Regions from separate parts of the Homo sapiens genome. Here region 1 is linked to region 2. A link is an interaction called in ENCODE POLR2A ChIA-PET data of the cell type or tissue named here. Cell type or tissue: A673. All regions are shown on one strand. Each heading gives the region's core, and the rest is flanking DNA. Links, peaks and the distances in the headings are about the cores only. Region 1 has its middle 34 kb from the start of LINC02668. Region 2 overlaps LOC105376360 (a long non-coding RNA gene).

Evidence for each region. Peaks named below come from ENCODE experiments on the same cell type or tissue, not always from the same donor. Only the 100,000 strongest peaks of a DNase experiment are listed, where the experiment ranks them.
Region 1: POLR2A ChIA-PET joins it to region 2 with 13 read pairs; 3 of 35 experiments call an interaction of 5 or more read pairs at or near these places.

Annotation. Positions count from the first base shown.
Region 1 is chr10:3,283,645-3,299,750 of GRCh38, reverse strand. No RefSeq gene overlaps it. Among named protein-coding and RNA genes, the nearest start is that of LINC02668, 34 kb to the right of the region's middle. In A673, for the core only: no CTCF peak of the experiment used is centred there; no DNase peak of the experiment used is centred there.
Region 2 is chr10:3,733,146-3,749,251 of GRCh38, reverse strand. LOC105376360 (a long non-coding RNA gene) reads right to left here. Exons shown (of 2, transcript NR_131187.1): 2 at 1-564. Among named protein-coding and RNA genes, the nearest start is that of KLF6, 44 kb to the left of the region's middle. RefSeq lists enhancers at 6,770-6,909, 8,483-9,682. In A673, for the core only: no CTCF peak of the experiment used is centred there; DNase peaks (open chromatin) are centred at 4,811 and 8,561; H3K4me3 peaks cover 214 bases; H3K27ac peaks cover 325 bases.

The DNA of each region.
Region 1 (16,106 bases), core at 3,005-11,004, 450 kb after region 2:
CATATAAAAATGCCAAAATGAAGGTACCCATTCTGCTGCCCAAGGATGCTTGAGCTATTCCCAGCACCTCTCCATGACAAGGAGGGCTACAGCAAATGTTATTCCATGCATCTCATCGTGCACCTGCATGAGAGTTTTTCCAGGGGACATAACATACCTAGAAGTGCAATTTGGGGTCATGAAGTGTGCACCTTCTCTGTTTAAATATTGCCAAATTGATCGCCAAAGAAGTGGTATGATCTCATGGTAAGCTCTTGATAAATATTTGTTAGGCAGACCTAATGTATCTCGGGAAAGCAAACACCTCCACCTCCAGCCTAGCTAGGTCATATCTGGGCAGGTAGCAATCAAAACTTCATCAATAATCTTTGCAGCAGACCTCTGCCCACAAAAGAAGACCCTGACATGAAGCTAGAAATACTTAAGATTTCGTGCGATGGAGTGTTTAATCCCAGCTTACCTGATATGGCAGACAAGTGATTAACCAGCTGATGTATATCAAAAACCAATCTATCTGAAAGTCAGCCCACTGTGTTACATAATTGGGCTGCATTCTGTAACGTTTAATTAGATTGTCGCTGGCCAGCCCCTAGAGTTTTATTAATTTAATGACATTGAAATTAGATGGTCCTAGTCTTGTTGTGAAAACACTTCTGCCTGTCTTTGAGCAAGAGCATCTGTGCTCTTGAGTGCTGCCCAGGAGACCGGCCTTGCTACCCAGACCTCCCAGGATGAGAACCCTCACCCCAAGAGCAAGCCACATGGGAATGATGGGCAGATGCCCAGAGGGAGTGAGGAAGAGATGTCACCCTGACACCTTACGATCAGGTGCAGAGGCCTGTGACACAGCAGACTGGGGTTACCTTCTGCAGCAAACGTGAGCCCCACACTTGCTACTGTCCATGCAGCCTAGAGCAGCGTGGGTCACCTCTCCTGGCCTCCGTGTCCTCATCTGTAAAAGGGGGATCGTAATAATACCTACTTCATGGGTGCATTGTGAGAACCAAAGGAGTCAATGCTTACAACAGTGCCTGGCGTGTGGCAAGTGCTACCCCAGCGTCTGCTCTGACCATCCCTTTGTGTTACCAGGAAGGTGAGGTGTGTGAAAAGCAGCATGTTCTTATACCACAGGTGTGGAATTAGAAGTGCATGGAGCAGATCAAAGCAAAGCTTCCCCCACACTCCGTTTTACTCATGTAGAGGAAGGACAGGGAACCCCCAGTGCCCCCGCGCCCCCCTCCCCCATCTCTCCAACAGTCAGGCAGAAATACCCACCCACTTTGTGAGGTCCCCCTAGAGCTTCGGGCTTCACGGACGCCTTTCCCTGTGACCCATCGCCCCTAACATTGGCCATACCTTTCTTGGCTCCTGGCTAGATAAGAAGTTACACTTGTTCAGAGCTTTGCAAACATGAAAACCCTTTTTATATGTTTTATGCTTTGTGCTTGATCTTTTTCACCTACGATGTTACAATGTTACAATCCATTTCAAATCTTTACAGGGAGGCTGAATAAGAATTGTCTGCTGCATTTCTGAACAGTCTTATTTCCCATTTCCACCTCTGCTGTCTGGAAGAATGACTTTTTTTTTTTTTTTTGAGACAGGGTCTCACTCTATTGCTCAGACTGGAGTACAGTGGCACAATCACAGCTCACTGCAGCCTCAACCTGCCAGGCCCATTCCATGCTCCCACCTCAGCCTCTCAAAAAGATGGGACTGCAGGTGTGTGCCACCATGCCTGGCTAATTTTTTTTTGTATGTTTTGTTGTTGTTGTTGTTGTTGTTGTTGTTGTAGAGATGGGATCTTGCTATGTTGCCCAGGCTGGTTTGAACTCCTGGGCTCAAGAGATCCACTGGCCTCCCAAAGTGCTGAGATTACAGGGGTGAGCCACTGCCCCTGGTCTAGAGGAATGACAGTTTGATGGGAGAGTCAGGTGCCCCTAATAGCTCAAATGACCTCTTTAGTCTTCAGCCTTCCAGTGTGGAGAATGGCATAAGGAATCTCACTCAACAGCTCGGCATGAGCATCCAAGATATTCACGACTATCAAGACCACATGAGCCTTTTGTGTGGTAGGTGTCCCCCGCCCACGTCCTATTCTTGCTGCCTCCTGTCTTGCAGGCTTCTTACCTCTCCAAATCCCCTTCTAGGCAGCAAAATCGCCTGAACAGCCACGGAGCCCAGCCTCACCTTAGCCATGCAGAAAAACCGCTGCAGATATACGTTTGCTCTTCTTCACTTTCTTCCTTTCTCTCTCTGTATTAGTCCATACTTGGATTGCTATTAAAAAAAAAAAAAAACCTGAAACTGGGTAGTTGATAAAGAAAAGAGGTTGAATTGGCTGATGGTTCCCCATGCTATACGGGAAGCATGGCAGCTTCTGCTTCTGGAGAGGCTTCAAGGAGCTTTTACCCCTGGCAGAAGGCGAAGCCGGAGCAGGTGTCTGTCATGGCAGGAGCAGGACCCAGAGAGAGCGAGGGGGACATGCTCAGACTTTTCAACAGCCAGATCTCGTCATGACTCACCATCAGAGCAGCACCATGGGGACGGTGCCAAACCATTCATGAAGGACCCACTCTCCGATCCAATCACCTCCCACCAGGCCCCACCTCCAACACTGGAATTACAATTCAACATGAGATTTGGGTGGGGAAAAGATCCACACCATATCACTCCCCCTCCCTCCTTCCACAAATAAGAAATGTTTATTACTTACTTAATTTTTGTTTGGGATTCAGCGAGTCCACGTGCAGCTTTTTTACACGAGTATATTGCATGATGCTGAGGTTTGGGCTCAGGTGAACCCTCCTCCAAATAGTGAACATAGCAACAGATTGTTTTCGACCCTTGTCTTCCTCCCTCTTTGAGAGTTGCCAGCTTTGTGCTCACATGTATCCAATGTTAGCACCTCTAACATGTTTCTCTGAGTTGCCAAGCTGAGGACACAGGGTGCCGAGGCCACTCCACGCGCCGGCCTCAGGCCTGACCTCGGCAGCATCTGGAGGAAGAACGGGTTTGAAGGATGCTGAGGGCTCGTGTGGCTCTGTTCTGGACACTAAGAGAGTGTGTGTCTGAGGGCGCCGAGAAGGAGGGACTTGGGGAACAGCTCCATGGAGCGAGTCTGTTTAGAAAAAGAACTCTCTTGGCCAGGCGCAGTGGCTCACACCTGTAATCGTAGCATTTTGGGAGGCAGAGGTGGGCGGATTGCCTGAGCTCAGGAGTTCAAGACCAACATGGCGAAACCCCGTGTCTACTAAAATACAAAAAAATAGCTGGGTGTGGTGGTGCATGCATGTGGTCCCAGCTACTCGGGAGGCTGAGAGAGGAAACCTCAATTGCTTGAATTGCTTGAACCTGGGAGGCAGAGGCTGCAGTGAGCCGAGATCATGCCACTGTACTCCAGCCTGGGCAACAGAGCAAGACTCTGTCTCAAAAAAAAAAAAAAAAAAAGAAAGAAAGAAAAAGGAAAAGACCTCCCTCCACACCGTATACTTCTCAGGGGGCAGCGTGGATGACAGAGACGTCATCCTTGGATCTCCAGGGCACACACCCCATCATCTGTTCCTAAGATGCTTCTGTCGCCCTTTGGCTGCATTCGCCGTTGGGTGGGAGCAATCACACCTCTAACGTGGCTGCAGGTGTCACCTGCATCGCAAGCACATCCTCACTCCTGGCATCTCTTTCTGTGTTTAAGTTTCCTCCAGGAATGTGGAGGAAATTGACTGACTTTCTCGCTTCCTAATTTTCTCAACTGGACACATTACCGGGTGTCACACAGGGTAGTGGTCATGAGTCATGCTCACGAAGGGCCTTCGATGGAAGGAACTCTTTTCATACGCATGTCTCATCTCTCGCTCTTTCAGATTCCTTGTGAGAGACTTCATGTAGAAAGGATAGATATAAATATTCTTGAGGGCTCTGATGTTGTACGAATACTGATCTATCGCTTTGTTAATGATACCAGGGTTCATGATTTCCATCCTGTTCTCCTGACTCACTGCATCCTGGTGCCCAGCCCCAGGGCTATTGAAGGGATACTTATCTTTCAAATTAGCACCTTGTAAATGAAAGGGGAGGCTCATGCGTCTCAGTTGTGCCTGCCAGGTGTGGTCAGCATTCTCGATTGAAAACAAATGCTGCCTTCTAGACAGATGGCGGCACCCAGGGAGGGGTGGGAGAACAGGAGCCCTGGCTTTTAAGAATGTCAGGGTGCAGTTCTGAAAATGTTGAGGGTCTGATCTTTACTGAATGGCAAAGAAACGCTCCCTGAGAACTGCTGTAAGAAGAGCTTCCATTCCCTTATCCTCGTTGATGCCAGGTCTGGAGAGAACAGATTCCTGTTTTCACTCACAGCAGGTGTCCCCAGTGGAATCAAATGAACTTGCCGCCATTACTCACTCGGACACTTCATAAATGGAACAATTAAAACCCAAATAGCATACAGCATGCTTCTATTTTGTTCACAAACTTTAGAAAACCCTGCTTGAAAACTTACAGTTCTGTTAATATATCTGGAGAATACATAAGACTGAACGTCATGTGGCTGCTCAAACAACGATTTTATTTGCCTTTGTTGTGTTTGTTTGTTTTGTGAGACAGAGTCTCACTCTGTCGGCCAGGCTGGAGCACAGCGGTGGGATCTCGGCTCACTGCAACCTCCGCCTCCTGGCGGGAATCAAGTGATTCCCCTGCCTCAGGCTCACGGGTAGCTGGAACTACAGGCACCTGCCACCACACCCAGCTAATTTTTGTATTTTTAATAGAGACAGCGTTTCTCCATGTTGGCCAGGACGGTCTTGAACTCCTGACCTCAGGTGATCCACCCACCTCAGCCTCCCAAAGTGCTGGGATTACAGCCCTGAGCCACCGTGCCTGGCCTGTCTTCATTGCCTTTGAAAAGCCCCAGATCCAGCCTTCTAGCACAAGAAGGTAAGGAGGACGCTGCCCGTGAAATCCAGCCCTTTTGACTTCTTGTTTAACTCCCAGAGTTTCTTATAAGACCTCCTCAACTGCTTGGCAATTGTGAATTGTTCTTTTTAGTTAAGGCCTCTCCTTTCATGTCGTTCTTTTGTTTTTGTTTTTCAAAATTATAAATGAATGTTTCCCCTTTGAGGAACCATGACAAATATGCCTGACACCTGGACACACGGTTTCTATGAGGAATGGCCTTGCACCTGCAGCCGCTCTGTGACTCGCTGTCCTCGGGTCCCTGGAAAGGACAAGCACTGCTCATGCCTGTGTTTTCAGGGACCTCAGCATTGCAGCCTCAACACCCCACACGGGCGTGGTGAATGGCTGTTCTTTCCTCTTTCTTTTCTGGAAACATCTGTGGTCAATTTTTTTTGGTGGCAGAAACCTTCATTTTGTGATTAACAACTCTGAGGCAGTAAAGGATTTGGAAGGAAGATCTGTTCAGGATTTAAAGGACAATGTACAATATCATGTTACTGGAGAGTCCGTTGTGGCCCGTCGTTTTGTAAATAGGACTTGAGTTTTGCTTTTTTGGCTCTGTCTTTCGCCTTTCAGCAAGCCTCTCACTTTCTGTCTTCCATGAGTCATTGCAGCAAGAAAAATGTTACCCTTAAAATGCCCTCTTTTCTGAATTTTTTTTGTACTACAGTTAAGGGAGCTGCTTTCTTCTCTTGTTCGCAATGTCCAAAAGGAAAAGTCAGCACAGCAAAATGGCATTGAAACGCCTCCGCCTCTTGATTTGCTGCCATTCCCCTTTATTCTGGGAGGGCTGGCAGAGCTGGAATGTCACCAGGTCCCCACTTGTCCTCGTGGTTGCCGGTGGGTCTCCAGCAGCATGCCAGCGAGCTTCCAAAGTGCCCGCCTAGAGGGCCAGGTTTCCTCATGTCTCAGCCTCCTCCCTTGCTGTGCGTAGCCAGCGTCGGCAGCCACAGAGGCAGCTGCTTCACTCACTCCTGCACTGGAGGGGAGGCAGAGGATGTTCCCTGGAGCCACCCAGCCAAGTGTGGCGGGTCATGGCGCAGCCCCCCAACTTCCCACCTGGCCAGCATTCCTCTCCACTTCCCACTCTAAATTAGACTCCCCTCACTAGGGAGGAAGACAGGACACATTGGGAAGGGGCCCCAGGGCAGAGATGACTCGGGCCTGCCTCTCCCACCCTCCGGAGTCACGGTTCTCTGATGCCAGGACAGATGAGCTCCAGCTCTCTCTCCCATCTTCAAGGAGCATCTGAAACAAACAGGAACTTAGATGGGTTTCTTTATGCTTTCTTGTGACATTGAAACACCCTGCAGAATGCATGTGGTAGATCAAGACTGTAAATGAGTTTCTTCTGCAGTATCTTCCTTTCGAATGTATGTGGGTCTTTGTGTGAGTGTGTATCACAGACATCATTAGTGAGAAAAGCTTTGGAGAGCTCATCACAGCTAGTTCTTTTCCCCCAGCATGCAAAATAGATCACTGAGCCAGCTGTTTATGGGAAATAATTATTACTCCCTGACAGCACCTAGGATTACAGGGAGAAAACTTTTAAGAAGAAGGCACCCAATTTCAGAAGATTTTGCTGATTAATTTTCTCACCACTTCCATTCAGTCTGCTTGCTTGCTCCAAAAATGGGTTTCTAAACTGGAAAAAAAAAAAAAAAAAAAAAGAGTGAATACATAACAGAGCATGTTTCCCAGGCAGCATTTTGTAACAGAACAATCATTTCCAAATGTCTCCTCTCCAGTTATAACGTCTTGAACCCTCTGCCACTCAGCCCCTTCAATGTGAAAGGGCTTCAGGCCTTCACCCGATCACATCTTTTGAATAGTAAACACAGAGACTGATGTGTGTCAAGGAAAGCACACTGAGAAATGTCCTTTCCCCCAGATTGCAGAGTAGAAAAGCAGTAACTGTGATTTATGTTGCTATTGTTCACAGTGCGCTCCCTGTTTATAGTTCATTGCATAGAAACAACCCGTCATTTACCAGAGAGGCATGTGAAGATGCGTTCATCCAAAGGAATGTTCCCTAAAAACAGTCTGTGCCTCCAGTGCCCCACCCCAGCACAAGAACGTGCACACACACACACACACACACACACACACACGTCAAGTCGAATACCATCTTGAATGAGCAAAAATAGCGTCCACCTCCAGGAGATATTCACATTTTCTCAGTGAGCTTTCTCAAGCCAAGCCTTAAATTGAGCTTGGAATTTCCTGGAGCCCTGGAAAGGCACTGGCCTTCGATTTAGCTCCACTGACCTTTGTTTAAGACATCTTCCCAGAGTCCCAGTTTCCTCATCTCTGAATTGGGACGATATAATCTGTGTACCTCTCACTTGGTGAGGTTCTCATGAGGAATAAAGGAGATGATGGCTTTAAAGTTCCTTTGATAACTTTTACGTTGTATTTAAATATTGGAGGTTTACGGTTTTTTAGAAACATTTGAAGCAGCATCTTCAATTGGAAGTATCTTCATTTGAAGTAGGGATATCTTATTTTTGACAATCCATGTACTAAGACGTTAAAATAACTTACATTACAATAATTAATCCACTTCTGTTTATTCCCTATCTGAATAGTAATTGCATCTTTACCAGCTGATGTGAAGCAAACTGTATGCCATTTGTCTTTACTTGGCAATAATCATAACTTATACATAAGAGGTCTTACTACTCGATAGACATCCTAAGTGTTTTCACAGATTCCCTCATCTGATCCTCTCAAATCTTATCAATACCATTCACAGATTCACTCCTTTGATCCTCCTCATATCCTAGAAATACCATTCTTCCTCTTTTGCAGCTGGAGAAGTCAAAGCTCAGGGAAATGAAGTAGGTTGTTCATGGTTCACAGGTAGTAAGTGACAAAGCCAGAGTCTGAATTCTGTTTTTTTTTTTTTTTTTTTTTTTTTTGAGACGGAGTCTTGCTCTGTTGCCCAGGCTAGAGTGCAGTGGCATGATCTCGGCTCACTGCAACCTCCATCTCCAGGGTTCAAGTGATTATCCTGCCTCAGCCTCCCAAGTAGCTGAGATTACAGGCACGTGCCACCACAACTGGCTCATTTTTTATATTTTTAGTAGGGATGGGGTTTCACCATGTTGGTCAGGCTCGAACTCCTGACCTTGTGATCCACCTGCCTTGACCTCCCAAAGTGCTGGGATTACAGGCGTGAGCCACCACGCCCAACCCCAGAATCTGAATTTATAACCAAATGCTGTGGGCATCCATCATCTTATTCTCTAGTATCAAAGGAAATCTGAATGAGTGTGGGAATTTCCAAATTGCCTTATAATTACTCAAATTAATTTACTGCTTGTAACAACTTTCTCAAAAGAAAAGCAGGTAGTGTTATTCTATTTTAGAAAAAAAAAACCTTAAAAATGAGATCATATGTCCAAAGTAATCCACTAGTAGCCCTGAGATTAAAACCGCTGCCTCTGATGCTTTGGTTTGCGGACAATGACCCACTGCAATGGTGAATTATGTGCCACCTTATTGTAAGTGGTAGAACAGAGAATTGGGGTTTCCAGGAAGATGGCCTAGCTCAGAGCTCATGCCTGAGGCCCCACCTGCCCCTGGGCTAGTGGGTGCTCCATGCCAGGCACCTGGGTAGACTTGAGCTGCTGTGTTCTGCTCAGACTATACAACTGTATCAGTTGGAATTGACTCAGGAAAACTGACCTTGTACAGAGGAAGGGGTTTCATACAGGAAAACAGGGCTTACCCCGCTGTTGGAGGGCCAGCCCTGAGGCCAGAAAGGGACCTTTCTGATCTGCACATGTGGAGGCCACAGAGAGGCTTCATCTCAGGAAAGGGCCCAATGGCCTTGGACAAAGCTCCACGTGCCTCATCTGCTGAGACCCTATATCTGCTAAGGTCTCACACCTGCTGAGACCCCACGCCTGCCGAGGTCCCACGCCTGCCGAGACCCCACGCCTGCCGAGACCCCACGCCTGCCGAGACCCCAGGCCTGCCGAGACCCCACGCCTGCTGAGATTCCACACCTGCTGAGACCGCATGCCTGCTGAGGTCCCACACCTGCTGAGGTCCCACATCTACTGAGGCCCATCCCTGCTGTGGCTGCATAGCTGCCTGCATCCACCCCAGAGCCTGTGGCTTCTCCCTTCTTCCTGCCTAAGTGGGTCTGGAGACAGGGGTGTGGACAAGGCCCTGGGTTCTGAGTCCCGCCCTCAGGCCTGGGAGTGGGGACAGGTGGCACCTGTGTCAACACCAGCAGGCAGGAACCTGGGTTCACCTTTGGGACCCCCTGCCCACCCCAGGTGAGGGCCAGCACATGGCAGCCTGGCCTCCCAGGACTCAGGTCCTGCCTGGGGAGAATCCGCACGCGTGGTGTACTGCCATTGCCTCCAGATGCCCAGCCACATAGCTGGAAAGAAAGGAGCAACGATTTAAAATAATCACAGTGAAAACTCATTGAAAAAAATGCTGTTCACTGTGGACGGCCACATATAGACTGCAAGCTAGACCATAGATTCTGGTTATATTCTGTGAATATTTATTGCACTTTCTAAATGCCAGGCAAGTTTCTAAGCACTGAGCATACATTCCAAGAAGATATTCTAGAAATCCCCACCTTCTGGAAGTCACCTTCCACCAGAGGCCGTCAGATAATCAGAAAATAAATATATAAAATGTCAGGTGGGATGTGTCCTAGGGGAAGATGAATCAGGAGAATGGTAGGATGAGGCAGGAGGTAGGAGAGGTTGGCGGGGGCGGTGATGCCTTACGGGAGGGCAGCATGACATTTGAGGAGTGGCGCAAGGAAGGACACAGGCCTGTGGATGTGCGATGGAGGACGTCCCCTGCAGAGGGAGTGGCTGGAAAAAGCTGGTGGGGACAGAGCCGGTAGACGGTGGGGTGGGGCTGGTGGGACTCGCCACTGGAATGCTTGCAGACTGTGACACAGGTTTTGTGTTTTGCTTGGAGTGAGGTGGGAAGGCACCAAGAAGATCTGAGAGGAGAAGCGAGGGAATCTGACCAGAGATTTAAAAGGATTGTGCCTATGGGGCGCCGTGGCTCACACCTGCAATCCAACACCCTAGGAGGCTGAGGAGGGAGGATCACTTGAGCTGGGGAGGTCGAGGCTTCCATGAGCCCTGTTCATGCCACTGCACTTCAGCCTGGGTGACAGAGCAAGACCCCGTCTCTAAAAAACAAAGCAAAATGAGTAAAAAAGAAAGGATCGCAGGGATGATTGTGTTGACAACAGAACCCAGCAGCTGCCTCTAGAAGGGCCCTGTGTTGGGCTCGGTGCTCTCCTGGGCAACCCTGAAATCCTTAGTCATTTTTTAAGGAGAGGCTGGTGTTAGTGCCCAGGGCTATAGACCAGGCGGCTTCCCCAGAAGACACTCATTCTTTCCTTCTCGGGGGGGCTGGATCTGAGGTCAGGGTGTCCGTGTGCAGGGGCTGCCTTCTCACTGTGTCCTCACAGGGCCATCCCTCTGTGTGCATCTGGGTCTTAACTGCCTCTTTTTATAAGGATGCCAGTCCTGCTGGGTGAGGACCTACCCATGCGGCCTTATTTTACCCAAATCACATCTGTAAATGCCCGGTCTCCAGACGCAGCTACATCTCGCAGCCCTGGGAACAGGCCTCTGTGTATGAATTTTGGGGGACACCACTCAGCCTGACGATCCCTCTGTTCTGAGTATTTGGGCCTGGGCAACTGGAAGAGGGGGGACCCTGGTTATTAACTTGGGGAGACCAAGTCCAGCTTTCCTGGATGGAGGGGAAAAATGGGAGTTTCTCCCCTCTGAGTCCGAAACAAAATTGTGCAGTTGTCTAGTGGAAAACGGACACAGGTGTGCTGTTCAGGGGAGCAGGGGAGACGGGGACGTGACCTGGGCGTAGACTTTAATGGAAGCCCTCTCGGTGGTGGAGCATGGAGAAGCCTCGGTGTCAGAGCATGAGGAGGAGCAAGGTGAGTAGCATGTGTGCAGAGGGTGCACCTGCTGAAGAAACCAGGGACTGCTGTGTCCCCGACACCAAGCAAAGGAAGGTGTTAACAGAGGGGCCTGAGGTTGACGGTGGCCGTGGGGGCCTAGGGGACTAGGATGGGGACTGTCCCCTGGATCTGGCTCTGATGGTCAGTGCAGGGGCAGCGTCCGCCTGGACGGGAGAAAGAGCCCAGAGGGGAGGAGGGGAGGAAGGCTCAGGCCGCAGCTGCTCATCTCAGCAGGTCTTTCCTCCAAACTCCTCCTGGCTCACAGACTCTCAGGAAATCACACCAGAAAGCAAAGGAGAGTGCCATTACTCTGGAGGCCATTTGATTAAGCCCACTCTAATTGTTTGTTAGTTCCCAAACAGCAAATTTTTGTATTTTCATTATTAGTAGTTAAAAATTACTTGGATACTCCACGGTTGGCAGAGTTATGCAGACGGTCTCACCTGCGGGCTGCACGCAGCCGCTCCGTGGCGCACACATGTTCTGCCGAAGTCCACGTTTCCGTGCAGCCCTCACCACCTGGACGCCAGGGCGGCGCGGGGGAGCCCTCACCTCACGCCTCACCCGGTGTGGACGTGGCACCTGCTCGCTGCCCCTCCCCTCTGAGCAGCTCCGTCTGCACACTGCGTAAGTTTGGCTGCAAGGCAACAAGGAAACTAAGCTGGAGTCCGGCGTGGCATGTTGCCAGGGCCACCGGCAGGACAAGGAGCAATAAAAGTTGAATTTTAAAAAACAGATAAATAATGTATGTGTAGAAAAAGGAAGAAACCAGGTACAGAAGTGCACGTAGGTACCGTATCCACAGATTGAACACACATGTGTGCAAATACGTATCCCCACACACGTGCACACACACATACATACACACACACATACATACACACACACACACACACACACGTAGCTGTCATGTAGAAGCCACTGTTTTTTCAGCTCCATTTGTGACTTTTATCATAACACACTGCCCTCCAGCGCAGCAATGCCAGGTCTCTTATAAATATTTATGGCAACCTTTAGCTCTTCGGAAAGCAGCTCCTTCTGCCATGTGAGGCGCTGCTCTGAGAGGTGACAGGGGTCCCAGGCTTCTCCGCTCTGCCGTGGCTCACAGGCTGTGGCACCTCTCCATGGACCAGCTCCGGTGGGACGGGTCCTCTAGTTCACTGCCAGCAGGGTGACGGCGGAAACCCTGAATGCAGCGATTTTGAGAAGCAAAATCGGCTGTCGTGTGTTTCTTTTAGGAACTGCATCGGTGCGGTTGTGATGAAACCATTTCGCATTTACTGAGTGTGCACGCACTCAATTACAACACGAACATGTGAAACCAGAACAACGCACAGGAGGAAGGTTGGACATCAGAACTCTCTGTACCTGCTCTGCAATTTTTCTGCAAATCTAAACTTGCTCTGAAAAACAACATCCATTTTATTTATTGATCGATTTGATTTTTCTGTAGATACGGTGTTTCGTCCTGTTGCCCAGGCTGGTCTTCTAGGCTCAGCCATCTGCCCAGCTCAGCCTCCCCAAGTGCTGGGATTATGGGAGTGAGCCACCTCGCCCAGCCTAAAATCCATTTTAAAAAAACATGAGAAATGATTTGCATTTGGGACTGAAGAAGAATGAAAGGCACCTGTAGTTTTGACGCCAAGAAAGCCTAGTTATACCTTTATTTTATTAACCTACTATTCACCAGGTTTCTGAGTGTGGTTTCTCAGTGTGACCCTAACCCGTCTTAGGAGAGGCGGTGCTAGGAACTGCTATAGGGGGGCACAGCAGGTGGTCCCTAAAGTTGTGATGCTCAAGAGATTCACAGAATATCTGAAGAAAAAAGACACGTTTGTTTTTGCATTTTCTGTGGTTTTGCTGTTGTTGTTCATCACAAAGTTTGCAGGTTTGCTACAATTGTGAACATTCAGAACAAAACACAGAATAAGATAAAAATCATCAGCTATGCAATTGTTTGTTTTTTAAATACACATTCTCAAGATTTTGGTGTTGCTTTTTCTCAGGATTTTTCTCTGGGAACATGTTTATCTTTTCCTGTAGCTGGAATGACACTCAATTTTTAGTTTGGGTTTCTTCTTTTATTCATCATTATCCTGTGGCAAGTGTTTCCCCAGGGTATGAAATATTATTAAAAGTACAGACTTTAAGGGCTGTTTTGCTGTTTATCACGTGTATCATAATGTATTTAATGCTCCCCATCTTTTTTTGAATATTTAAGTAGCTTTCTGGGTTGAAATCTTGTAAATTACACTGCAATAAATGTGTTTATCATTGGTGCACATATCTCTACATTTCTAAAGGCTGAAATTATTGGGTCAAAGGTGAATTTTTAATGCTCTTGATAAATATTGCCAAACTGATCCCTTGACAGATTTTGATGCTATACCACCAACATTGTTTTTAGAGACAGCGTCTCGCCTTGTTGCCCCGGCTGGAGTGTAGTGGCAATCAGAGCTCATATCATGTCCTGGACTCAAGCACTACTCCTGCCTCAGCCTAACACGTGGCTGGGACTGCAGGTGTGTCCCACCACACCTGCCTAATTTTTGTATTTTTTTTGTAGTGAAAGGATCTTTCTATGTTGCACAGACTAGTCTCGAACTCTAGCCTTAAGAAATCTGGCTGGGCATGGTGGCTCACGCCTGTAATCCCAGCACTTTGGGAAGCCAAGGAGGGCAGATCACGAGGTCAGCAGATCAAGACCATCCTGGCTAACATGGTGAAACCCCGTCTCTACTAAAAATACAAAAAAAATTAGCCGGGAGTGGTGGCAGACACCTGTAGTCCCAGCTACTCGGGAGGCTGAGGCAGGAGAATGGCGTGAACCCAGGAGGCGGAGCTTGCAGTGAGCAGAAATCACGCCACTGCACTCCAGCCTGGGAGACAGAGGGAGACTCTGTCTTAAAAAAAAATAAATAAATAAGAAATCCTCTTGCCTCAGTCTCCCAAAATTCTGGGATTACAGATGTAAGCCAGCACACCCAGCCACATTTAACAATTTAACAAATGAATATTAATAGCTCATCTTTGTTTATATTTGAATATCTTTGATTATTATTGAGGTTAGGTATGTTTCCACTGGAGGTCTGACCACTTGCAATTCTTTCATTAATTGTCTATTATGACAATTCTTGACAATTTTCCCATATATCTATTGAAACATTATTTTCTGTCGTTTCGACTTGGCAATAGTTCTTTACACACTATGCTAATTTTCATCTCTCTTTTCCACTCTGATTTTAATTACCATGGTAACCTGGTTGTTTATAAATTTGCAAATAGAACTGATTTTAAAAACCTGTTCAAGGAAGGAATCTTGAAGGTCATCAAATATTTTCATTTGTATATTTTTTTTTTTTTTGAGATGGAGTTTCGCTCTTGTTGCCCAGTCTGGAGTGCAATGGCACAATCTCACCGCACTGCAGCCTCTGCCTCCTGGGTTCAGCGATTCTCCTGCCTCATCCTACCAAGTAGCTGGGATTACAGGCACGTGCCACCACACCTAGCTAATTTTTGTAATTTTAGTAGAGAGGGGGTTTCACCACGTTGGTCAGGCTGGTCTTGAACTCCTGACCTCAGGTAATCCACCTGCCTCAGCCTTCCAAAGTGCTGGGATTACAGGTGTAAGCCGCTGCACCCAGCCCATTTTTATAAATTAAAACATTTATTTTAGGGACTTCAAATTATTTCTTCACATTTTAACAGTCAAGTAGTAACTGACTGAGACTGGAAGTCACAGCTCTTGGCCACCAACTCAGCGTTCTTCAGTCATATGTGAACCCTGAGGACTGGCTACTTACAGGCCCCAGGCTGAGCAGCTCACGTACACCTTCCTGCTCAGCTCCGAGATAGGCATTATCCTTACTCTATAGAAAAGATAAATATACTGCCCTCAGTTTTCTAGGCAGTAAATGGGAAAGGCATTTCATTGCCAGTCTGTCTTATCCGAAGCCCATTGATTTTTAACAAATACTCCCACCAATGTTTAGAGAACTTCAGGTAATTATTTCTTTATATCTCTAATCCTCAGTTTTCTCATCTAAAAAATAGACCAAAAATAAAAATAACTAAACCCCTTTCTTTAGATGATTGCTGTGAAGACGCACGGGTGCTATGGAGGCAGATGTGAGTAGGTCTGCAACGATGGCACCAACAACCCCCTCCAGCACCTGAACACCCCTCTTTCCACCGGCGGTGGAGTCTGTTTCCCCGCCTTGAACCCCGGCTCACTTGGTGATTTGGTTTGACCAATGGAGGCAGTAGAGGTTGTCCTATGCCAATTTTGGGCCAAGCCCATAAGAGATCCAGCAAGTATTTACTCTCTTGGGGCCCTCAGAGCCATGTAGAAAAAGCTATCTGGTCTGTCAGAGGAACGGGGACATGCGGAGAAGAACTGAGGGACCCCTGCTGGGGCCCCAACACGCAAGGCCGGCAGAAGGACCACTGTCCACCCACCCACATACTCAAGAGACTCGATGAACTCTTGCTTGAGTTCTTTAAGTTTGGGAGATTCCGTGTGTGCGTGAAAGGCAAGACGACTGATATCTGTCTCCAGAGGTTTGCCAGGCATTCAGTGAATGTCAGTGCCCTTCACGTCCCCTTCCCCGCCATTCTTAGGAAGACTGGACCCTACTAAGGGTATGCTGGGCTCTGCCTTGTACTCCCAGGGACTAGCATTGCCCCTACCACAAGATGTTCGAGGAAAAGCAATTCAGATCTCTCTATAAGAAGAACTAAGCGTTAGGATTTGTTTAAGCTTTTAGACCTGGTTTCAATCAACTAAGGTTTGAGAAATTATGGTGACACAGCAGACTTGTCCCAACATAACTTTAAGTATGACATCTCCATTAATTACATTGTAAATCTAACATTTTATGTAATGCTCACCACAATTTTTTTTTTTTTTTTTTGAGACAGAGTCTCACTCTGTCACCAAGGCTGGAGTGCAGTGGCACAATCTCGGTTCACTGCAAACTCCGCCTCCTGGGTTCAAGCAACTCCGGAGTAGCTGGGATTACAGGCACGCACCAGCACACCTGGCTACCACAAATATTTTTATTTGGGTTCCTGTGTGGTGGCTCATGCCTGTGATCCCAATGTTCGAGAGGCTGAGGTGGGTGGATGGCTTGAGGCCGGGAGTTCAAGACCAGCCTGGGCAACATAACAAGACCTCATTCTC
Region 2 (16,106 bases), core at 3,730-11,729:
ACAGTGTCCTTAGATCACGTGCCTGCATTCAGAAGCAGCCCTTGTGCTCTGCACACCCCACTGGGGACCTTCACAGACGCTTCACCTGGCACACACAGCCAAGGACAGGGCAGCACTCAGAGCTACTCCACCAAGCCCGAAACCTACTTGCTCTACCTTTTGCTCTTTCCTTTATATTTTTTTTCATAATGTGGAGGTCAGACGGAGGCAGCATATTAACTCTTAGCACTGACCTGAATGTTCTACTTGAGCAGGTCTAGGAAAGCAAGGTCTGTAAAATGCCTGCTCGCGATTGTTGAGTACGATGTTTCACAAAACTGGAGAATATCAACACAGTGCCATTCCAAACTCCTTATTTTATAGAAAATAAATGGAGGCCTGGAGATGGTAAAGGACTTTCAGCAGGGTTATGACAAAACCATAAACCTGATGATGCCTGAAGTGTCCAGACTTCCAAATTCATGCGGTTTGGAGAATGTTCTGCCTGACAGCAGCAGGGAGTTGTAAGCAGGTTCAGCGTCATCCAGAAATGCTTGTGTCAGACCACCGCTTCCACAGAGGGTTCTGCAGAGATAAAAGTAGACAAGATGGCGAGGAAAAGGTTAAACACTCCCATTCTCTAGGATTGCCTGGCATAATTCTTTGTGCTCATGGATGTCATCGTCAAGATTCGCGACTGTGGGCAGGAATGTGCAGGTGGGGGAGTCAGCACCAATGAATCCTATTAATTCATGCCAGCCAGTCACTTCTGCTTTCAGGAAAAGATTCAGATTTCCCCAGTCTTAGGAACATTAAAAAAAAAAAAAAAAAAAAAGAAAAGAAAAGAAAAAAAAAGAAACAGCTTTTGGTTTTTTTTTTTTTTTTTTTTTTTTGGAGGAAACTGTCTTTCATACTAGATTTAAAAAGGAGGGTGTTTTAGAAGTGACAGATGCAAATATCCCCCACCAGTGTTTGTACAGCTTTGGGCAAGTGACAGGTCAACCTCCAGTTGTTGACAGGGAGAGGTTTTGTGAGCCAAACACCTTTATCATGAAGTATTATCTTGTAAAAATATTTACTAGGGTGTAAGTGCAGAACATTGTGCTTCCAGTGAGGCACACGAATTTTGCAACCGTGATGCAGTCCCACAAAACAATACCCAGGAAAAGGCCTTATTTTTCTCAGCCCTTGCTGTGCACGTTGTTTGTATGGAAGCGTTCCCTGATTGGCTCTGCCTCTTGTTTTGAAGTTCTGTTTTCACGGTTGACCATGCTTCCCGGTCACATAGAATACCTTTTTATTACTGCCCCTGATTTTTGTGTAAAAGAAATTTGAGTTTATGTCATAAAGTGAGTGTCACTCCTAAGAACCAAGCTTGATGAAAATTGTGCTCCTATCTGGCAAACATTCTCATTCCCGTGCATCTTTGGCACGGCCGTCTTCTTCTGTGGTGTTCAGAGTGAAACAGAGTCAACCATCAAACCGGAGGCGTTAGGACGCATTGGAGCTTTCCGGTAGTGATAAAGACACGTGTGGCATGGATGAGTTGCCTTCAGGGGAAGAACAGAGCCACCCTCTGTGTCTTCGGAAAGTTCCAGAATCTGTGTATTTGGGCTTCCCGCATGCACAGTGTGCTCAGGGACTGTGGCTGCAGGTGGTCAGATACCTAGGACCACGGGAGGAGGAAACGGAGCTTCAGGAGCAGTGCCCTCCCCCACTTTTCCTGTAATTCAGAGCCATAAATAGAGCTGGAAATGAAGCCAGGCTCCACATTGCCCAGCACATCATTCTGTGGGGATTACAGCCTCATTCACGCCGGGATTACTGCAGCAGCCTCTGAGCTGCGTCCTGGGCCAACACCGTCCACATTCCGTTCAGCTCGCACACTCGTGCCAGGCTGAGCCTTCCTGGGTGCCGCTTTCATCCCGCCGTCCCCCAGTTTGAGAAACAGAGAACATCGCGTGTGCCGACTTCATCCTGCCTCAGCCCCAGCAGCTTTATGGCGCTCCAGGGTCCCTGGCCGATGTCCTCCACGACCTGCATCCCTCTGTCAGGGACCCTGTTCTCCAGTACCCCTGCTCACCGCATCTAGGTGCACCCATGCCTGGCCACATGCTCCTGCAGACGCCCCCTGATCCTCCACCTCTGTAGACAGGGGCTGGATTCATATCAGTGGTTCCCAAGGAGACTCCACAGACCAGAAGGGAGAGAATCAGCTGTGAATTTTTACTGCAAATATTGCCATGGGTTGGCAAAGCCACCAAAAGTCCCTTCCCAAATTAAACAAAATGGGGATACGCACCACCACCCTCACCCAACACACACAAGTCTCCATTTATTTTAAGTCAAACTCAATGAAGCTGGAAAGGCTCCACATTAGTGGTGTTGCACAGCTGCTAATTCAGCCTCCCCTGGATTGTGGGGCGTGTAGGCTTGCGTGGTGTTCTGTCCAGAGGACACACGGGAATGTGCAAGGTGACCAGAAGCCTCCAGCAGGGCTGTCACCTGGCAGAAAAGTTTGAGGTCTTTGGCTTTGCTGTGTGACGATGAGCCGGAGAGTTTGGCAATGTGTGTAAGAACAGTGTGTTTAGGGTGGGTAGATATATGGGTTTAAGAAATCGATTACTCCAGATTTTATAGCCATAAGTGGACTTAGCGTCTTCATGTTTAAGGTGGAGAAATGAGCTCTAATGGTTAAATGACTTTCTTAAATGTCTTGGCAGCAGAACTGGAGGTGAAACCCGGGGATGTGGCCCCCACGCGGAGTTCCCACTGCACCGAAGTGCTTCTCTGCCTTGTATTGCACTGCAGTGTGAAATTTATACATTTAAAAATGTTTCAGTCTATACCAAAATTAGCCGAGTGCGGTGGCATGTACCTGTAATCCCAGCAAGTCGGGAGGCTGAGGCATGAGAATCTCTTGAACCCGGGAGGCAGAGGTTGCAGTGAGCCAAGATCGTGCCATCTGCACTCCAGCCTGGGCAACAGAGCGAGACTCCATCTCAAAAAAAAAAAAGTTTTTGTCTAGTTGTAAAATATACACTTACTATAAATATTAGACTGTAGGAACAAAGAACAAAGAGGAAGAAAGAAAACAATTCACCATCCAGCATTACACATAGTTACAGATCCTGTCAATTTCTCGTTCGCTCTCTCCTTTTCCTTATGTCTTTACATCAGAACCCTATCTTACATATTGTTTGAAACCTGACTCTTTCTCATAAAATATATGAATATCTTTTCAAATTAATAAACATCGCTATACACAACAACTTTTAAGATTGACCTGGCATGCTACTACCCGGCTGTAATCTCATTTACTGGATCATTTCCACATTGACGCCATCTGGAATACTTCCAATTGCCATTATCATTTTAAGGCAGGTATTTTCCTCATCAATTTTACATTTGTGTTTCCTTCACTTGTGACAATTTCCTGAGACCCTTTTGTGCTGTGGCACCCTGCTGAGAGCAGCTGTGGTGTTGCCAAGCGTCACAGGCTCCTCTCTAATTCTAACGCTCTTTCAAGTAAGGGACTGTTTTTTGGGAGGGTGCAGCACGCTTTGATGAGCTGGATATCAAGGTCTGCGTCTGTGCTGATATTTATTTACTCTTTGGTTCCTTCAGTGCTTGTTTTCAGCCCAGTGTTCCTGCTGTTTCATGGTGATTGGCAGAAGCTGCACTTCTGAGAGATGGGAGGAGGGATTCTTCTTCCTCTCTCATCCCATCACCTGCTCCAGAAGGCAGCTGGAGCAAGATGCGTATGGTGACAAGACTGTTAGGAGGAAGGAGAAATTCTAGAAAACAATGTGACATCTTCAAAGGTGAAGAACTTTGCAGCTCATGGAATTACAGTTAACTGAGAACCTTGGTTCGAATGAGTGGATGGATGACTATTGGAAATAGAATAGTGACTTTATATAAATTGAACAATGGGTGGAGATAGCTTTTGGGCATGTGAATATTGAATGCATGTGTGTTTTTGTGGATGAGTGTGGATTAGAGAGTGCGAGAATATTCTGACTGGCTGGTATGGTCCAATGGAAAATAAAGAGGGATAGTGATTGTAAGATTTTTAGGAGTAAAATTTAATATTTTTATATCATAATATAATGAGAAGCTTTATTCAAAGACTGAGATTGCTTTATTTCTAAATTTTTATTTATGTATTTGTTTACTTTATTTTTTTATTTTTTGAGGTGGAGTCTCGCTCTGTTGCCCAGGCTGGAGTGTAATGGTACCATCTTGGCTCACTGCAACCTCCACCTCCCGGGTTCAACCAATTCTCCTGCCTCAGCCTTCCGAGTAGCTGGGACCACAGGTGTGTGCCTCCACTCCTGGCTAATTTTTGAATTTTTAGTAGAGATGGGGGTTTCACCATGTTGGCCAGAGTGGTCTCGAACTCCTGACCTCAGGTGATCCACTTGCCTTGGCCTCCCAAAGTGCTGGGATTACAGGTGTGAGGCACCGCATGAGTCCTTGTTTACTTTAGAAATAGAGTTTGCTCTGTGGCCCTGGCCTGAGTGCAGTGGTACCATTGGAGCTCATTGGAGCCTTGAACTCCAGCGCTCAAGGGATCCTCCCACCTCAGCCTTCTGAGTAGTTGGGATTACAGGTATGCACCACCAAAACCAGTTTGGAATTGTTTTAATATGGCAAAGGAAGGCAGGAAAAGGAAATATTAAGCTTTCAGTCCTCAAGGTCAAGGACAAAGCCATGCTGATCACCTATCAGCAGCGTGGGGCACAGAGCTGGTGAGCGCCAGATAAAGGTTTCCTGATGCTGCTTGAATGGGATGCTTGTCCTTCCTCACTATTCACTGCAGCTACTTTATTGCTCTACTTAGTACGTAGTTAATCTAATCAGCACTATTGCGAAAGAGATTATGCTAGGCGCTGTCTTTGTTTTAACCTTCTTTCTTTCCCCATAAATTGTGACTCTGATATCGATGGTAAGATTTCAAAATGTCAAATACTAACTTACATTATTCTAGTAGTTAATTGAGAAAAATACAAAGATACAGAAAAAATAGGGAAAAGTAAAATATATAGATAACGATTCCAGGAAAGCTTAATTAAAAAAAAAAACACACAACAGGAGTTACAGCAAAAGAAACTTGGAAAAACAGAAATTATAAAAGAAATAAATCAAGAATATTGTTCAAAGCTAAAGAATATAAGCCTTTAAACTAAAAGGCTCATAAAATACCAAACAATTCAAATTAAAAAAAGAATTGCAGCCGGGTGTGGTGGCTCACACCTGTAATCTCAGCATTTTGGGAGGCCGAGGTGGGCAGATCATGAGGTCAGGATATCGAGACCACCCTGGCTAACACAGTGAAACCCTGTCTCTACTAAAAAAACAAAACAAAACAAAACAAATACAAAAAATTAGCTGGGCGTGGTGGTGGGCACCTGTAGTCCCAGCTACTCGGGAGGCTGAGGCAGGAGAATGGCATGAACCCAGGAGGCGGAGCTTGCAGTGAGCCGAGATCGTGCCACTGCACTCCAGCCTGGGCGACAGAGCAAAACTCCATCTCAAAAAAAAAAAAAAAAAAGAATTGCATTTGAACACTTGATTGGGAATGTTACATAATGAAGGTTAAATCAGAGTAACAAAAGTGTTCAAAATTGAGAATCACTGAAAAAATGATAAGAATTGCTTTAGCAGTATTGAACAAAAAATGCAATAAAGCAAAACCTTCAAATTAGTGATAGAAATTATTTTGAAACACTACTTCTTTCATTTAGTAAATCTATTTTTTATGGGCCTACCCTAAGGAAGATGTTTGTTATTTTATACATTTTTAATTTGTTAACCAACAGATTTGGATGCAATATTGCTACTCAGTGTGTTTCCAATATTTAGAGCTCTTAGAAGAGAAATCCTAAGCAAATGATCCTGTTTATTTTCTCTCCAAGTTTCACATCTACAGGAGTTAGTTTGGATAAAGAGAACATAATATTCTCATTCTGGGCTTTTTCTTTTTTCTCTAACAAATTTTCATTTATCTGTTGATATATACATGACAGTCTTGCTTTAAAAAATTATAAATTTTATGGTTTCTTTTAGGCAGGTTAAAATATTTTTGCTAACCCATTCATTCATGCATTTGTTCAGCAAGCTTTACTGAAAGCATATCATATCCCATGCATTGTGATAGGCACAGGACATGTAAACAACAACTGCATTGCTTGTCTTCAAGGACACACACACGCATATAAACACACACATATATACACACACACGTATATATACACATATACATATATATGCTCTCTATGCATGTATAGATGCAAATACATAAAATGTGCATGCATGTGTGCATGTGTGTGTGCATGTGTGTGTGTGTGTGTGTGTAGTCCTTGTCTTCAAGGTCCATATGTATATATTTCTTGTCTTCAAGGACACACACACACACATGCATATATATGACAAAAAATGTATATATGAAACTTGAAGGCAAAAAAATAGCAGGAGTTAGAGCAAAATAAACTTGGAAAAACAGAAATTATAAAATAAATGAAACAAGAATATTGTTTAAAGCTAAATAATATGAGCCTTTAAACCAAAAGGCCCACAAAATACCAAACAATTCAAATTAAAAAAGAATTGTATTTAAACACTTGCTTGTGAATGTTATGTAATCAAGGTTAAATGGAGTAACAAAAGTGTTACTATACACACACGCACACATACATGGACTACACACACACACATACATGAACACACACATGTATATGTATATGTATATATAGAGATTAACGGAAGTGGCTGCTGAGATTATGAGGACCTAGAAGTCTCACAATCTGCTGTCTGCAAGCTGCAGAGCCAGGAATGCTGGTGGTGTGGCTCAGTCCCAAGTCCCAAGTTCAAATCTGAAGACCTAAGAACCAGAAGCTCCCAACGTGAGGGCAGGAGAAGATGGATGTCCTGGCTACAACACAGAAAGAAAATTCACCCTTCCGCTACATTTTTTGTACTGTTTGGGCTCTGAAAGTGAAACTGCCTTTGCAAAATTATGACTGAGACAGTGAAAAAGATCCAACTTAACCAATTTCATCTTGCCTCTAACCTCCAAGCTGTCCTTGTTCATTCTTGTCATAGGCTGAACTAACTTTGGGAGAAACTTAGTTCATAGTTTACAGTTTAAAACAAAGACAATAACAGCCCTTTCCCAAAACAAACCTCCTTCTTGCCTGGGAACTAGGCTACTAACATTAGCCACAAGATTAGTAATTACGGTTTAGGAGTCATGCAGCTGGAGGCTACGAGATTCTGAACCTCTTTAAACTGCTTCTAAAATCCGTGCTTGAGATGTTTTGTAGACCCTGCACTTGATGAAGCAGCTGGCACCACACAGATGGATAAACTGGCCCATCTGATCTTGTGACCCCCACCCAGGAGCTAACTCAGCCCAAGAAGACAGTGATGCTCCATGATTTCATCTCCAACCCAACCAATCAGCACTCCCCAACTCACTGCCCCTCCCCACCCACCAAATTATCTTCAAAAACTCTGATCTCCAAATGTTCGGGGAGACTGATTTGAGTAATAATAAAACTCCAGCTTCCACACAGCTGGCTCTGTGTGAACTACTCTTTCTCCATTGCATTTCCCCTGTCTTGATAAATCGGTTCTGTCTAAGCAGCGAACAAGGTGAACCCGCTGGGAGGTTACAAAAGAACTGGATTATGCCCACATTGGCGAGGGTGGGTCTTCTTTACCTCCATTCACCAATTCAAAAATCAATCCCATCAAGTCAAATGAAATGCAAATCTCTTCCAAAAACACACCTGGGAATGGACTTTTACCAGCTATCTGGGCATCCCTTTGCCCAGTCAAGTTGACATAAAATTAACTATCAAAAAAGTCTTTCTGAAAAGTGGATTAGCCGGGCACAGTGGCTCACACCTGTAATCCCAGCACTTTGGGAGGCCGACGTGGGCAGATCGCAAGGTCAGGAGATCGAGACCAACCTGACTGACACGGGGAAACCCTGTTTCTACTAAAAATACAAAAAATTAGCTAGGTGTGTTGTTGGGTGCCTATAGTCCCAGCTACTCGGGAGGCTGAGGCAGGAGAATGACCTGAACCGGGGAGGTGGAGCTTGCAGTGAGCCGAGGTCGTGCCACTGCAGTCCAGCCTGGGGCACCTGGGGCAACAGAGTGAGACTCCATCTCAAAAAAAAAAAAAAAAGAAAGAAAAGTGGATTAAAGATCTTAATTTTACCAATCAAGTAAAAATATACATTGCAATATAAAATATTATTTTGTGAATCTTTTTCTGAAGATTTAAAAATTATCCAATAAATATGTTTAATCTAGATTTTATTATAACAAAAACCACTATGTCTGCTGATTGGTCAAATTCAAGACCTGTACAATAAGGATCACTAAAATATGAGCTGGCGGAGGACAGGGTTTTGGCTGCATTCTTACAGCTGTATCTGTGGCACCACGGACAGGTTTGATTTCAGTGGGTGACTTGGCACTTAGTAAACACATTCGCTGACTGAGTTGAATACTTAATTATGTGTCAGCCTCTGGATTTAACACACACTCTCTTGCCCAAATTTCACAACTGCCCTATGTAATAGACATTACTCTGCATTCCTAATACTGAGAAAACAGAGGTATTAAGGGCTTGAGTAACTTGCTGCAATTCTCCAGTTAGTGAGTGATAAAGTCAGAATGCGAATCTTTACCTAAATGCCTCCCTTGATGACCAACCTGTGAAACAGCTACTGATATCTCATGTGTACTGAAGATGAGGTTTCCTGGCTCAGCTGATAAGTCAAGTGTTTTTGGTAGGGACCTACACAATGGGATGATTCAGCTTTTATGGACTCTGCTCCTTTAGTCTATTCTGAAGGGTTATATAATGGATTTTTCTCTTTTACTAATGTGTATCATTTTATTAGTGTTTGAAGTCTTGTAAAAAGTAATATCTGAAGGATGTAAGACAGCAAGTGAGAAAGAAACAGCTCAGAAGAGACTGAGTAATGCTGAGTAATGTTACCTGAACTTCCTGCTCTGCTGGGGTTCCTCTCATACCATATGAGTGGGTAAAGGGTGAAACGAAAATCTTATCTCAACATCCTTCCCCTGTGGATGACAAACTTTGATATTTATTTTATCATCGATATCAGTGAGTCCATATTTATAAAGCGAGGAGCTCTTACAGGAAAGCATTTGTCAAATACCTAATTACAAAATATATTGACCTTCATATTCTAAGTCAAGTGATATATTTTGTATCATTTTCTGCAGAATTATGATAAAGCACAGTGTGTATAAAGTCAAGTTACCCATTATTCTAGCACTGTTTAGTGTTTATATGACACATGCCAAACATGAGAATAACCCCCGTTTGAAAATGTATTTTTTTGGTTACTTACAGCTACCTTATTTTTTTCTTCTTCTTTTTTTTTTTTTTTCTTTGAGATGGAGTCTTGCTCTGTCACCCAGGTTGGAGTGCAGTGGCACGATCTAGGCTCACTGCAAGCTCTGCCTCCCGGGTTCACTCCATTCTCCTGCCTCAGCCTCCCGAGGAGCTGGGACTACAGGCATCCGCCGCCACGCCCGGCTAATTTTTTGTATTTTTAGTAGAGGCAGGGTTTCACCGTGTTAGCCAGGATGGTCTCCATCTCCTGACCTCGTGATCTGCCCACCTCGGCCTCCCAAAGTGCTGGGATTACAGGCATGAGCCACCGTGCCCGGTCTATTTTTTTCTTCTTATAATACATGTGCATTGTAGTACATTTGAGAAACACAGAAAGGAACAAAATTTTAAAAAAATAAAAATTATTTGAAAACTTGCCATGCCCATATTGTGTCTATGAATGTTTTGCTCTATTTCTTCCTATGCCTATATGTCTATTTTAATAGGATACAATTTAGGTGATGACTTTTTTTCCTCTTAGCATTAAATCACTGGTAGTGTCTGATTTTGCTTTATCATTTCCAGATAGTAGTAGCAAAATCCATAGGGGCTGGATTCAAATAGTTACTCTGTTTAGACATTTTGTCACATAAGAGTCTTATAGTTTTCTCTTATCCTCAGTTTTCTCATGTGACTAATCATGGTCACAATATTAATTCACAGGTTTGTTGAGAGAATCAAATGAACTCATGCATGGTGAAACTTTTGATATAACGTATGACTCAAACTAAATGTTCAATAACAAGTTACTATGTAAAAAACACTTAGAAATCATTCTAATGATTGCACAATAGTTCATTATATTGATATACTTTATTTATTTAGATATTCTTTTCTTTTTAAATTTTTTTTTTCAATTTGAAAGAATTCTGGAAAAACAACAGTCTTGAGTCAATATTCTGATTATATCCTTAAGATAGATCAACAGGAATGGAATCACTATGTAAAACACTGTCATCTTTTAAGGATAGTGAAAGGAATTTGAAAATTGTTTTTAAGAAAGGCTGTAGCCAATTATACTGGCATCAGGATGCCTGTTTCACCACAACCCCAAGGTGCCAATTAAACTATGTTTTCTTAGAAAGTAATCAACATTCTTACAGAGAAATTAGACAGTGTGGATGAGAACAAGAAGAAAATAAACATCTCACAATTCATAATCACACATGAAGACTATTGCTTTTTTGTTATACACATTCTGATTCTTCCTTGCATATGTAAGAATTTTTATTCTTTAACACCATTTTATTAAAAATCTGTACCAAATAATTATATTACTTTTACTTATTTATTCTAGAAGCATTTATTTTTAGTAATAAAGGAATAACTATCTTTTTTCACATAATAAATACATCTAAGGGCATAGCACATGATTATTAAAGGAAAAATAGTCCACATAGATTAACAGAGAAAAAATTAAAATAATATAAAATTCTGCCACTCCAGAGTAACCTCTTTGCTGTGTATACTTTTATGTATTTTTTTAACTATATATTATATACAGTTGACCCTTGAACAATGCAAGCGTTATAGGCACTGACCTCTCGCACAGTTAAATATTCATGTAGGGTTTGGCTGTGTCCCCACCGAAATCTCATTTTGAATTGTATCCTGGTGGGACATAATTTAAATCATTGGGGTGGTTTCCCCCATACTGTCCTCATGATAGTGAATAAGTCTCATGAGATCTGATGGGCTTATCAGGGGTTTCTGCTTTTGCTTCTCTCTCATCTTCTCTTGCCAGCACCAAGTAAGAAGTGCCTTTCACCTCCCGTTGTGATTCTGAGGCCTCCCCAGCCACATGAAACTGTAAGTCCAATTAAACCTCTTTTTCTTCCCAGTCTCAAGTATGTCTTTATCAGCAGGGTGAAAACGGACGAATACAATTCACATATGACTTTTGACTCCCCTAAAATTTAACTACTGATAGCTGACTCCTGACAGGAAGCCTTACTGATAGCATGAACAGCTGATTAACATATAAATAAGACTAGTATCTACATATAGTTTATGTATTCATGGCATACCTTTTTCTTAATTTTTTCAGGATTTCTAGGCTAAGCAGCTCATCTGTAAGGTTTTTCAAATTGTTACAATCTCCAAAAAAGTTTTCAATATATTCATTGGAAAATCCACACACAAGTGGACTAGAGTAGTTCAAACCCATGTTGTTCAAGGGTCAACTGTACATATAAATATTTGTTTCCACAAAAATGGGGTTATACTATGTATTATTCTGGTCACCAGATTGTACAAATATTTGATCAGATATAAACAATGAACATATTTAAGTTAAATCTTTGAGTATAGCTATAATTATTATAATAAATCTTTCCAAGTAAACTTATTGGACAAAAGGATGTACTTATTTTAAAGGTTTTTAATAGGAATAAGCAAATTAGTTTACAAAAAGGTTGTATTAATTTGTTTTCCACCAATAGTGTAGGAGGCTGTTTACTTCCTCATATGTGGGACAACATTGGATACTATAACTTATTTTTAATATTTGACTTTTGATGGGTGAAAATAGTATCTGGTATGTTATAGTTCTTTGAATGCTATTGAGGCTAAATAATTTCATATATATATATATATATACATATATATATTTTTTCTTTTTTTATGGCCATACGGTTTTTTTTCTAAATTACTTGTTTATATTCTTTGCCCATTATGCTATTGAAGTGTGTGCCTTTTCAAATAATGTCAGTCATTTATAGTCTAAGAATGTTAACTTTTTCCTATCATATATGTTGGAAACTTTCCTCAAATTTTCTGTTTGCCTTTTAGATTGTTTATGGAATTTCTAGGTAAAGGAAATTGTAAATTTTAAGCCTCTTATTATTTCTGTTAAGTCAACTTTCAAAATAAGCTTGGGAAAGTAAGTGGTGTTGATCTTTAAAAATAAAATAAAAAGAAAATCTCATTGGCAAATAGCATGTTCTAGGCTGAGAGTTTTTTATTCTTATTTTTAATCCTCTTTCAACATTTTTAAATGAATAAAAACGGTGCAATAGACAACGTTTGTGCCCCATTCCCCTCCAAATTCACATGCTGAAATCTTAATCCCCATTTAAGAGGTGATTCGACCATGGGGACAGAGCCCCCTATTGGGATTAGTGCCCATATCATCAGGCCCCAGATGGCTGCCTCACCCCTTCCGCCTTGCGGGTACACAGTGAGCAGTCACTGTCTGTGAACTGGGGGGCCAAACTCTCACTAGACGCCAAGTTTGCCAAGAGCCTAAAGTTTGGACTTCCCAGCAGTTTGGTTCCCCCAGAACCGTGAGAAATAACTATGTTGTTTATAGTCCAGCCAGACCATGGTAACGAACCAAAATAATCAGGTGAAGTAAACATCACTGATGGAGGGGTGGCAGAGGTATTTTCTGAGCTGATTGTATAAATAGTACCCTCCCTTCTTTTGGTTTTAGCTAATGAAGCAGGCTTCTTCTCTCCTTGGTTCACCCCCAAATCAGTCAAGAGCATGAGTCCCATTGTTCTCTTGGGACGACTTGAAAAAGGTGCAGACTCTAGCAAGCGGTGTGTGTGTGTGTGTGTGTGTGTGTGTGTGTGTGTGTGTGTGTGAGAGAGAGAGAGAGTTGTTTGTAAAAGACTGGTGACATAACCCCAAGGTAATAGACATCTACATGTCTGTGTGTGCTTGCTTGGTGACTGATTGGTTCTTTGAATGATTTTAATCATAATTTCCACATTAGTATGCCAGCATTATTATGAATTAAGACATTTATTTTAAAGATGCTCTGCCGTGAGGTAGGCCGAGGTGTGGAAGCTTCCTCTGGTTTGTGCCCACATGGAGTGGGTAATTCTGTAGGTTAGAGCCCCATCTTTCCTCATTGTGATGACTTCAAAACTGGGGTGCCACTCTTGTTGGATGGATTTAAGCCAAAGTTTCAGGAACTCTGAATGGGTCAAAATGAGGCTCTTTGCCCCACATCAGTTTCTCCAGACTTGCTTTATTAGATGATGTTATAATAAACTTGAATAATTCTGATTATAAACAAACTACCAAAGCCTTACCACTCCCCACTCTCTGATACCGAGTTATTTCTCCTACAGGTGCTCCCCAGCTGCCTCCTCACAGCATTTGAGTTTGGTCTTGTAGTTTGGTCTTATTGTCTTGTACATGTGGTGCCCAAAGAGATGTTAAAGCCAAAAACATGCTTAGAAGAGTGTCAGAGCAGGTCATCAGACAAGTGGGGCACGGCGGGGGGACCCCTGACAGGACGGACAGCCTGGGGAGACTCACATAACTCTGGAATGAAGACTGCAGAGAGGGACGCCTTTGAAAGGCCACAGTGGGAACAGGTGTTCAAAGAGGCAGGGCGAGCAGGGGGCGGGCAGGTGCATGGAGCAACAGCCGGCACAGTTGCTGGATGGGCAGGCTGTGTCCACAGTCCCTCCTACCAAGGCGCTTTGGGGCGTCACTGGCATCACCAGCCTGGGACAGACTGTTGTGTCCTGTGGTGGGGCCAGGCTGTTAACAGGGGCCGTGGGCCCAGGGTCAGTGTGTGTCTCCTCCCAGTGTCACCTCCATGCCACTGCGGCAAAGCTCCTGCTGTCTCACTGGGATTGTGCTCCTCAGTTGTGAATTCCGGGCACCCCTGTGCATCCGTGGCTGCATCAGAAACATCCCAGGAAGAGCAAGGCAACATCCCCAAGACATGAAACCCTCACCATCCTAGTTTAGAGAGAGAGCCTTACGTGCACATTGGCTTGAGTTCCCACAAGAGATGTCCTGACAAGGGGAGAAGCACGGAGTTCTGTGGCTTCTTATTAATGACGTTTCCAGAAAAAAAAAGAATAGCAAATAAGATGGCCTAGTGACATTGGTTCTAAAACAGGGGCGTGTCAACAGTTATTTCTATAGCGCTACCAGCTTAAAGTTTTATTTTAAACACAGCTTTAGGAACAGTCTAACGGTTGTGTATCAGTTAACTGCTACGGTAACTTAGTGGCTGGAAGTCACCACTCATTTGATTTCCTCGGGAATCTGCCATTGGGTCAGGGATAGAAATGGCAGCTTGTGTGTGCTCCATGGCACAAGCAAGGGTGCTGGGTTCGAAGGGGTTCACTTCCAAGATGGCTCAGACACAGGCAGGCAGCCCAAGCTGGCTCCCAGAATGGAGGCTGGATCTCAACAGCAAATGACTCTAGAAGTAGGAGGTGAAAACCCCTATTTCCCAAAGCAACAGGCCCCGAGTCACTTCTGCTGCGCCCCGTGTGTCTGGCCATCAATGTGAGGGGACAAAGCTTCACCTCATGATGGACTGAGTGGCAAAGGATTTTGGAGGTGCTTTTAAAACTTACGACTATGGGCTGGAGTGTGGCTGAGTCTTGTAGCCAGGTACAGATGCTGGCTCTGCAATGACAGCCCCGTAACCTGCTCTGCTTCCCAGCCATCCTCTGCAAGACCTGTGTTCTCGTCTGAAAAATACTTGCACTAACAGCACCTAGCTGGTCAAGTTGCTGTGAGAATTGGATGAGATCATCAAGCCAATGGGCTTAGTATCTGGCACATTGCAAGCTTTCACTATATCTCAGCTATTCTAATTTTTAAACAGAGATGGATAATTTGGTAAATGTTTCTTAAAGATGATTTGCTACTGTGGTTTCCCCATTCTTATTCTCTCTCTCTCTCTGGTCCACAGTCAAGTTCTGTGAGTAGGGAATAGGTGAGGCTGGCTGATATGTGCAATTTCTCTTTCCTAAACTAGATGTAAAAAAATGTAATGATGTAAAAGCTTCTTTGACAAATACGTATTAGAGTGAAATGAATTATCTTTAGAATCTGTATCATCCAATTCTTAACATTCTTAACTGGGCCATAAAATCCTCACACTGTTGGCTGGGATACTTTGTGTGTGAAACCAAACAATAATGAATAATTTTACACCTCATAGAACATAAAATTGGCTGGGTGTGGTGGCTCACGCCTGTAATCCCAGCACTCTGGGAAGCCAAGGCCAGTGGATCACCTGAGATCAGGAGTTCAAGACCTGTAATCTCAGCACTCTGGGAGGCCAAGGCCAGTGGATCACCTGAGATCAGGAGTTCGAGACCAGCCTGGCCAACATGGTGAAACCTTGTCTCTACTAAAAATACAAAACTTAGTTGGGTGTGGTGGTGCATGCCTGTAATCCTAGCTACTTTGGAGGCTGAGGCAGGAGAATCACTTGAACCTGGGAGGTGGAGGTTGCAGTGAGCTGATATCACACCACTGCACTCCAGTCTGGGCTACAGAGCAAGACCCCATCTCAAAAAAAAAAAAAAAAAAAGAACATAAAATCGCGGTATGTTTTACAGATTATCTTTATCTGAACTTTTTAGTAACACAGTCTAGGAAAAAAAATGACTTTTCTAATATAAAAAGTAGTGGAAAAAAAAAGAAAGCCAGGAACCACAAATACAAACCTGTAATTCTAAGTGTGCATTTCCATGAAGGCAGGGAGGGTCAGATTTAGTGAAGTACTTGGCGTGTCATTGGCTGGTGTTAGTATATCTGGTGATGACTGTGAGGCTGGAGCTTCTAAAATGTTGACAATTAAAATTCCCTGTAATTTAAAATATTAAAAAAATAAAACCACATATTTCTACTGGAAATATCAAGTTCATTTCTAGATGATCACTTTTCCCTAAAAGGTTTATCTCCACGTTTAATTT